Regions from separate parts of the Homo sapiens genome. Here region 2 is linked to region 1. Evidence: chromatin loops called from intact Hi-C (ENCODE). Cell type or tissue: PC-9. All regions are shown on one strand. Links, peaks and the distances in the headings refer to the core of each region. The heading gives the core; the rest is flanking DNA.

Region 1 (4,382 bases), core at 107-4,106:
CTCAGCTCAGCTCTCCCAGGCTCCTCTGCATTTTGTAAATGTCCCTTCTCTCCTTTTTTTTTTTTTTTTTTTTTGAGATGGAGTCTCGGTCTGTCTCCCAGGCTGGAGGGCATGGCTTGATCTCGGCTCACTGCAACCTCCGCCTCCTGGGCTGAGGCGATTCTCCTGCCTCAGCCTCCCAAGTAACTGGGACTACAGATACATACCACCACATCCAGCTAATTTTTGTATTTTTAGTAGAGACGAAGGTTTCATCATGTTGGCCAGGCTGGTTTTGAACTCCTGACCTCAAATGATCTGCCTGCCTCAGCCTCCCAAAGTGATGGGATTACAGGTGTGAGGCACTGCGCCTGGTCTCCCTTCTCTTCTTGATGCTCATAAGCCTACTGAATCAAAAACAACACACAGTAATGTGTGTATGAGAATCACATATTCCTCATTGGCAACATCTGTGAAGAATAGATTGGTGAGCTTCAGAACAGAGGGAGCCCTTGGAGATCAGGAACCCATCTCTTTCTTCACAGCTGGGGAAACTGAGGCCCAAGGAGAACATAGAGAGCGGGGTGGCTGTTCAGTACCACCTGCCTCGGATGGGCAGACTGATGGGCAGGAATGATCAGGCCTTCACTCTGGCGGGGTGGGGCGGCGGGGGGTGACACAGGAACAAAGGGCTGCTGAAGGCCAGGAGTGGAGGCTGTGGCACCCGGCCTGTGAATGAGGGGTCTGCACCATGACCTGTGAGATGTTCCCTTTAAAATCTGGCCAGTAGATCACCCACGGAGAGAAAAGGCAGAGCTTTGGGCCCCAGGGCTGCCATGGTACCTGACTTTAGGTCATCACGTGTGGTCTAGTGAATAATACCCCTGGAGTTGTGCAGTGCACAGCCTGAGCAGCAGGTCATGGCTGTGCCAGATTTGTGGCATGGCTTGTGTCGGACAAGAGCTAAAAGGAGGCAGTGAAAGGACTCTTACACTGCCAGGAGAATCCAGGTACAAGAGAAATTGTTATCGGGGCCCAGAGAGGATGAGATAGATCTTCAGAAGGTGAATCCAGATGGGTTATTACCAGTTCTCAATCTCTAGGGGAGATTTCAGTTACACAGAAAGGCATCATTTATGGTGGCCCCAGTCTAACCAGCAACAGGGAGGTGGGGGCAGGGGTGGGGAGGATTCAGAAGCTCTGAGTAGGAGGGACAATTTACAGTACAGAGCTCCCCACGGAGCAGAGAGGCCAGTGAGTGGCTTGAGACAGACAGTGAAGGCTGGGTTTCTCTGGGAGATGGGCCCTAAAGGCTGGCACAGTTTGTATAGAAAGGTGGCCAGGGGCTCGGTGCGGTGGTTCGTGCCTGTAATCCCAGCACTTTGGGACGCCGAGGCGGGCAGATCACGAGGTCAGGAGATCGAGACCATCCTGGCTAACACGGTGAAACCCCGTCTCTACTAAAAATACAAAAACAAAATTAGCCAGGCGTGATGGTGGGCGCCTGTAGTCCCAGCTTCTTGAGAGGCTGAGGCGAGAGAATGGCATGAACCCAGGAGTCAGAGCTTGCAGTGAGCCGAGATCGTGCCGTTGCACTCCAGCCTGGGCTACAGAGCGAGACTCCGTCTCAAAAAAAAAAAAAAAAAAAAAAGAAAAAGAAAGGTGGCCAGGGGCCGGCTTCCAGGTGGGGGTAGTGGCTTGAACAAAGGCTAGGAGGATGGAAAGGAAGAGGCACATGTGTAAGTGTGGGAGGACTGCTATGGGTAGGGGTGGAAGGTGGGTAGGAAGTGCCCAAAAGTAAAGAAACCTGGCTGGAGCGGAAGAATGCAGAGGGCTAAAAGGAACTCCAAAGAGCATGAAGACAGGAGTGCCGGGGTAAGACTTGGCACTGTGTTTCGACAGATCCCTCTGGCTGGGACGCCAGGGCTCCTGGGAAGCTGGAGAGAGGCCAGCCTGGTGGAGCTGCCTTTGTTGGGAAGGGTTGATTCTGACTCCTGCCAGCCACACTGCCCCTCCCTTCCTGTCTACCTCCCTGTGCCCCTCCCTCTGCACCCCAACAGGCTGCCCCTCTCTCCCACTGAGAGAATGAGGGTAGGGGGTGGGGGCCAGGTCCCCAGGTTAGGCAGGAGCAGAGTGAACAGCCTAGAGGGTCTTGGCACCTCTCAGGCTGGGGCAGGAATATCTGCAGAGACAGAGCCGAGGCCACAGGGTTGGGCCTCCCAGGCTGGAGGAACCAGTTTATTCTCCTCTCAGGTGTTAGCCTCTGCTCTGAGGGGTGTAGCTGGCAGGCTTCCATGTGGCAAACCTAGTAATTTGAGTCAGTAAAGTACTGATCCTACGGTGTTAGGATGGGAGGGAACATTTCGATACTCATGTTCCAAGTCCTCGTTAACAATGGGTCGCTGAGGGCCCGTGAGAGGTAGGTATTTGGCCAACGTCACAGAAGAAGGTGACGGCAGAGCCTGGGTTTCCAGAGTTTGGACCTTGCTCTGCTGAGTCAGCCTCCTTTGGGGTCCTCCTGGAGTGGGGCGTGTGCTCTCACATCCTCCCAAAGCGAGACTTCTCCTGGGCCCCTTACTCTGTGGCTCCCAGGGGCAGTGACTAGTGGCTGGATCACTCAGAGGAGGAAACATCTGGAAGCTTGGAAAGGGGACTAGCGCAGATTAAAAAAAAAAAAATTTTTTTAATACTTTTTTTTTCATAACGATGGGGGTCTCATTACGTTGCCCAGGCTGGTCTCAAACTCTGGGCCTCAAGTAATCCTTCCTGCTTTGGCTTCCCAAAGTACTGGAATTACAGGCATGAGCCATCATACCTGGACAACGCTGGGATTCTTAAATCTTTGGGGAGGTGCCAGAGGATTTGAGGCATGACTCTGAGAAACTCCCAGCCCTAGGGCACCGATTACTCTACTGTGTATCTTGGGACGGGCATTGCATCCTGCAAGGAGATGGTAAACTCACTTTCTTTGGTCCCCAATGGGAAGGTTATGGTCAAATATGGTCAAATCAGACACCAGTGTCCAGACTCCAGGCTTTTCTTTTTTTTTTTTGAGATGGAGTCTCGCTCTGTCGCCGAAGCTGGAGTGCAGTGGCGCGATCTCAGCTCAGCTCACGGCAAGCTCCACCTCCCGGGTTCACGCCATTCTCCCGCCTCAGCCTCCTGAGTAGCTGGGACTACAGGTGACTGCCACCATGCCCGGCTAATTTTTTGTATTTTTAGTAGACACGGGGTTTCACCGTGTTAGCCAGGATGGTCTCAATCTCCTGACCTCGTGATCCGCCTGCCTTGGCCTCCCAAAGTGCTGGGATTACAGGTGTGAGCCACCGTGCCTGGCCAGACTCCAGGCTTTTCAAAAGCTTTCCCGCAGTCTGGGGTGTGCTGGAACTTGGATGGCCTCACGTTCCTATGCAAATACGCCGACCTCTGTGAAATCACCTATCCCAGCAGCAGACCTGGCAGGTCCCAGCCTGAGACGTTTGTTGCCGCTCAGTTCTGGCTGTGGTGTCCTTGTTTGAGCCAAGGATGGTGCAGCTCAAACAGAGAGGTTCCACCTCAAGCCTGTGACCCTGGGCCTGGAACCCCTTATCCCCCATTTGAGGCCTCTGTGACTTGACCTGTGTTTGGAAGTCCAGTGTGGCAGGACACAGAATACGAGGACATGGCTGGACAGTGTCCCTGCCCCAGCCACTTGCCTGGGCCATGTCTGGGTCAGATTGGCCAGAAGCTGTGATGTTTTCTCACATACATCTTCATATGTTATGAGACTTCATGGCTGGAGGTGGCCTGGTTCTCCTGTTCTACCTGTTAAGCAGGTTGGGAGACAGAGACCAGACCCTTTCAGTCAAGGGTCCCTCTTTGAGATCCGGCATCCTTTCCCCTTTCAAGGACAGAGTGTGAACTTTCAGAGACCATGGAGGCTTTAGGGACTGGGGACTTCCTGGTAGGACCCAGCTGCCTTCCAGGAATTCTGAGATCCTAGGATCGGGAGTTCGCATGCTGGGACCCATTTGGCTCAGATCCTATAGCAGCTCTCAGCATGCTTTTCTGTCCAATGGCTCAACAGCATCTCTGAGGTAGAGCCAATGTTATTCCCATTTTATGAATGAGACACTGAGGCCCAGTAGGGTTAAATATCTAGGGCTAGAATCACACATAAAGTTAGAGGCAAAGCTGGGATTAGAGCTTATGTCTCTTCTACTGTTGGAGTCAATATTCCTGGGAGCTAACTTGTCTAACGAAGGAGAGCCCTGGCTTTGGCACTGGTTGACCTTGAACTGCCCTCTTTGGGCCTCAGTTTCCTTATCTGTAAAAGTGAAAGGGAAGAGTTTGAGGGTCAGGATGAGCTTCAGGCTCTTTCCAGCTCCAACACTGCTCTCTCCTTTTTGGAGAGAGCCTCCCTG
Region 2 (4,382 bases), core at 211-4,210, 95 kb after region 1:
ACCAACCATTGAGGTGAGGGGCAGTGGGCTGAGGAAGCCCTCTCCTTGGTCCAGCATCGAAGGCAGTCACCTGCAGGATGGGGTAGGGCTCAGGGAAGGACAGGAAGAAGATGGAAGGTGAGAGCTGCGTGGCTCTGTTTCTTTAGCAGCTCTCGGTGGGCAGCATGTACAAAAACACAAGGTGGATAGTGGAAAAAATTTCCAGGGCTGAGATTTGGCCGGGCAGGTGTGGGAGGAGGATGAAGGGGTGAGAGAATCCGGGGTGGAGGCAAGGACACAGGGATGCCATGGGTCACTCAGGCAGGATGAGGAAGGGGCGAGGCAGCAGGGCTGGTGCAGAAAAGACAAGTGTCAGTAAGGCTGAGAGCAGCCAGGTGGGGGCTGGCGGAGAAGTGGTGGGGAGGGGGCAGAAGCCCTGAGCGGAGCGGACATGTGGAAGTTCACAGTTAGAGGGGCAGGTTCTGAGTTTGGTCCTGGAAGTGACGGCCACTGACGTGAAAGAAGGTGCGAAGCTGCCAGGCCGGGTGGGAGGTGGTAGATCCTTCACGTCATGCAGACCGTGGGTCATCCCAGTGATGGTGGGGCTTGGCAGGAAGGAAAGCTTGTGACCCAGGACCAAAGTCTCCAATGGCTTGAGAGGAGTGTGAGTGGGAGAAAAAGAAGATGACAGTGACAGGAGGCACACAGTGAGGGGCAGCTGGGTGGCGAGCACCTCACAGGAGGAGGTAGTTTGATCGGGTTTATCCTGGGGAGGGGAGGGAAGGGTGATGGTCTGGAAGTGCCCCTGGAGCAAGACGGACCTTGTGCAGTTCTCTGAATTGAATTGGGGATTCTGGGGTTGGGGAGGGGGGCGGTCATCACACCAGCCAGTGAGAGGCAGTGGGCACATGGCAAGCTGCAGTGTGGAGCGGTGTGGACAGCACAGGATCAGGAGCCAGGCAGAACTGGCCTCCAGTCCTGGCCCTGTGAGCCAGAAACCTGGAACTCAATTTCCTTATCCACAAAGGAACGCTTGCCTTCATTATTACTTAACCTGAGTGTACTGCTGTTGGAGGCGGGGCCGGTAAATGGTGTGGTCACGACTGTTTACTGGGCAGAGACCTGGGTTGGGCCTGGGGTGCAGGGAGGGGCAGCCACTCTGAGGGTTCATTCCTGACACAGGGTGGCCCCATGGCTTGGAGTCTACCAGAGTGCACATAAAGGGTCCCCAAGCAGGGGCCCCCTGGGGTTGGCCTGGGAAGGCTTTCCAGGGGGTGGGCTGGCCTCACTCTCCCCCTATGCCTGCCCTGTGTTTCAGTGCTTCATCAAAATCAGTGCGGCCTATGGCTCCACGAAGGACATCTCTGTCTACAGCGTGCTGGGCCTGCCTGCCTCCCAGATCTTCATTGTGGGCCGGCCCACCAAGAAGTACCAAACCCAGTGCCAGGTGGGTGGAGGCGGGGCTGGAGGCGGGGAGTTGTGAGGGAGGTCAGGGAAAGGGATAGAGGGAGTAAGCACTTCATTCATTCATTCATTCATTTGTTCATTCCCCCATTTGCTCATTCATTTATTCAACAAACACTTCGGGGTGCCTGCCTTGGGCCAGGGCCTGTGTTGGGTGCAGGGGGAGAATCCCAAGTGGAGCCAGATGCAATGAACTTCAGTGTAGTGGCGAGATGGACACATTTGCAGTTGGTGACAGTGGAGTGTAACAAGTGCCATGATGTATGACGGGAGCACAGGGAACTGTGGGGCCCTGGAGAGGGACCGCTAACCCAGACTCCAGGGCAAGGTTGGGTTTCCGGAATTTGAAGGAATGGTCCAGGAAGGGCCTGAGATTGAGAAGAATATTTGTGACAGAGGCAGCAGCAAAAGCCAAGGTCAGGAGGTGACACAGAACATGTATATTCTGGGAACTGCCAGTGACTCAGCTTGGCTGCATGGGACGTGAGCTGGGAGGTGGGGGGGCGGGGCTAGAACGGTCAGTGCGGCCAAGATGGCCTGTGTGGGGACTCTGAGAGGGTGTGGGATGAGCAGGTGTGTGATTCAGGAAGCTCCCTCAGGCTGCAGGTGGCAGGTGGTTCAGAGGAAGGAAAGAAAAGCCGAGAGGACATTGAAGAGAAAGTGGAGGGTCTGAGAGGCATTTTTTGGTAGGGGATGGATTGGGTTTGGTAATGCCCAGATCAGATGTGCAGGATGAGAGAAAGGGAAGGTGGAGGACAGCTACTTGGTCTGTGGCTTGGGTGACCACGTAGGAGGTGCCACTATTGGAATCGCGCAGCAGGTGGAAGGGAAGGAGTTGACCTCCCTCTGGGGCATGTCAAGTGTGCAATGCCTGAGAGTGACCCGCGGGTAGAGGGTCAGGAGATGGTGGCGTCTCCCAGTTGGGAACTCAGAGGCCCTGCTTCTCAAACTCTGAAGTGCACAAGCATCACCTGGAGATCTTGTTGACATGCATATTCTGATTCCATAGGCCTAGGGGCGGGGAGAGGGCCGGAAGTTCTGCCTGACAAGGTGCCAGGTGGTGTTGATGCTGCCAGAGTCCATGGACCACATATTGAGTAGCAAGGCTCTGGACACAGCCAGAAGGACTGGCAAGGAGGGCAGTCGCAGGGCTCAGAAAAATGACAAGAGGCATGGTGAGGCTGCGTGACGGGAGGGACTTTGCAGGATTCTAGTGAGCCAAGTGACAAGGATGGGCGCTTCCCCACCCTCAAGAATCCAGAGGCCAAGCACCCTGGCTCATGCCTGTAATCCTGGTGCTTTGATACGCAGGATTGCTTGAGCCCAGGGTTCAAGGCCAGCCCTGGCAACATAGCAAGACGCTGTTTCTACAAAAAATTTAAAAAATGAGCTGGGCATGGTGGCATGTACCCGTGGTCCCAGTTACTCGGGAGGCTGAGGCTGGAGTATTGCTTGAGCTGGCGAAGTTGAGACTGCGGTGAGCTGAGACTGGGCTACTGCACTCCAGCCTGGGCGACACAGCGAGACCCTTTCTCAAATAAATAAATTAATTAATTAAAATAAAATAGGAAAGAAAATCCAGAGAACTCTGGTGTGACCCATGGGTACAGGTAGAGATGCATGGTTGTCCAAAGCAGGATGGGGACCCTGGAACAGTAAAGAGCTCCCGACTTCCCCAGGGTTCCTTGGAGAAGCTGGAGGTGCCTCCGTAGAGTGTTCCCGGGAAATGATGGGGACAGGATCAGGATAAGGGGCCTGCCCCACCCCTCCGCCTGATGCCTGTCCCTTCCCCTCCCCTCCTCTCCCTTCCCTTCTTCCGCTTCCCTTCTTCTCCCTCCCCTCCCCTCCCCTCCCCTCTTCCCCCTCCCCTCCCTTCTTCCCCCTGCGCTGCTGCCCTGCCCTGCCCTCCCCTGCCCTCCCCTGCCCTCCGCAGTTCCTGAGCGAGGGCTACGCCGCACACCTGGCCGCGCTGGAGGCCAGCCACCGCTCACGCCCAAAGAAGAACAACTCGCGCATGATCCTGCGCAAGGGCAGCTTCGGGCTGCACGCGCAGCCAGAGTTCCTGCGGAAGCGCAACCACCTGCGCAGAACCATGTCAGTGCAGCAGCCCGACCCGCCCGCCGCCAACCCCAAGCCCGAGCGGGCCCAGAGCCAGCCCGAGTCGGACAAAGACCACGAGCGGCCGCTGCCGGCGCTCAGCTGGGCGCGTGGGCCCCCCAAGTTCGAGTCGGTGCCCTGAGGGGTGGGCTGTGCTCAGAGCAGGGAGCGGGGGGCCCAATCAGGCTGCCTGCGGGGACGGGAGGGGGCTGCCCTCTCCCCGACACAGGCGTTTTCCTGCTTTTTCCCTCCCGTGTCTGTCCAGCAGTGTCCGACCAGAGCGGGGAGGGATCCTGCCCGAGCCCGGGGGGCTCCCTGAGCTGCGACGGGGTGAGGTCCGGGGATCTCGGTGCAGCCACTGCTGCCTCCCACGGGCCTGCGACCGCAAGCCCAAGTCAGGGTTCATGTTTGTGTCATCCTGGGGGCAGGCTTGCCCGGGGCTGAAGCGTTTGGGCAAAGTCGACCACCCTCCTGCGTCCCCAGGCTTCACAGCGAGCTAGGCAGGCCCTCAAGGGGGCAGCCCCAGCCTCGGCACCAAGCGCCGCTGGCAGGCACAGCCTCTGGGCTGTCTTGTGGAGGTGTGAGTGGCATTTGTGCCCGCCCTTCCTGTGGTTTGGGTCACCATTTTGGGGTTGGCGCTCTTATGGCAAGATGGCCACTTTCTGGGAGTGAGAGCACATCCCCGGGCTCATGTTACGCCGTCTCTGTCCACAGCCCTCGGGGGTGGGGTCTGGTGCTGACGGTCTGTCCTGCAGCTGTCCATTGTCCCCAACCCCCGTTGTCCTCAGTGTCCTCACCATTTCCCTGTGGCCCTGGAGGCCAGGGCTTCCTCTTCCCGGAGC

Evidence for each region. Peaks named below come from ENCODE experiments on the same cell type or tissue, not always from the same donor. Only the 100,000 strongest peaks of a DNase experiment are listed, where the experiment ranks them.
Region 2: it touches region 1 in a loop (6-fold over the local background); 1 of 110 quality-filtered maps calls a loop at or near these places.

What each region holds. Positions count from the first base shown.
Region 1 is chr17:6,550,011-6,554,392 of GRCh38, reverse strand. The region is part of intron 1 of PITPNM3 (PITPNM family member 3); the gene reads left to right. Among named protein-coding and RNA genes, the nearest start is that of PITPNM3, 4.4 kb to the left of the region's middle. In PC-9, for the core only: no CTCF peak of the experiment used is centred there; DNase peaks (open chromatin) are centred at 1,912, 2,342 and 2,832; H3K4me3 peaks cover 1,006 bases; H3K27ac peaks cover 2,755 bases.
Region 2 is chr17:6,454,638-6,459,019 of GRCh38, reverse strand. PITPNM3 (PITPNM family member 3) reads left to right here. Exons shown (of 20, transcript NM_031220.4): 19 at 1,298-1,426; 20 at 3,377-4,382. The coding sequence ends at 3,682. Among named protein-coding and RNA genes, the nearest start is that of PIMREG, 12 kb to the right of the region's middle. RefSeq lists enhancers at 1-649, 650-1,431 and silencers at 3,652-3,781, 3,802-3,931. In PC-9, for the core only: no CTCF peak of the experiment used is centred there; a DNase peak (open chromatin) is centred at 1,879.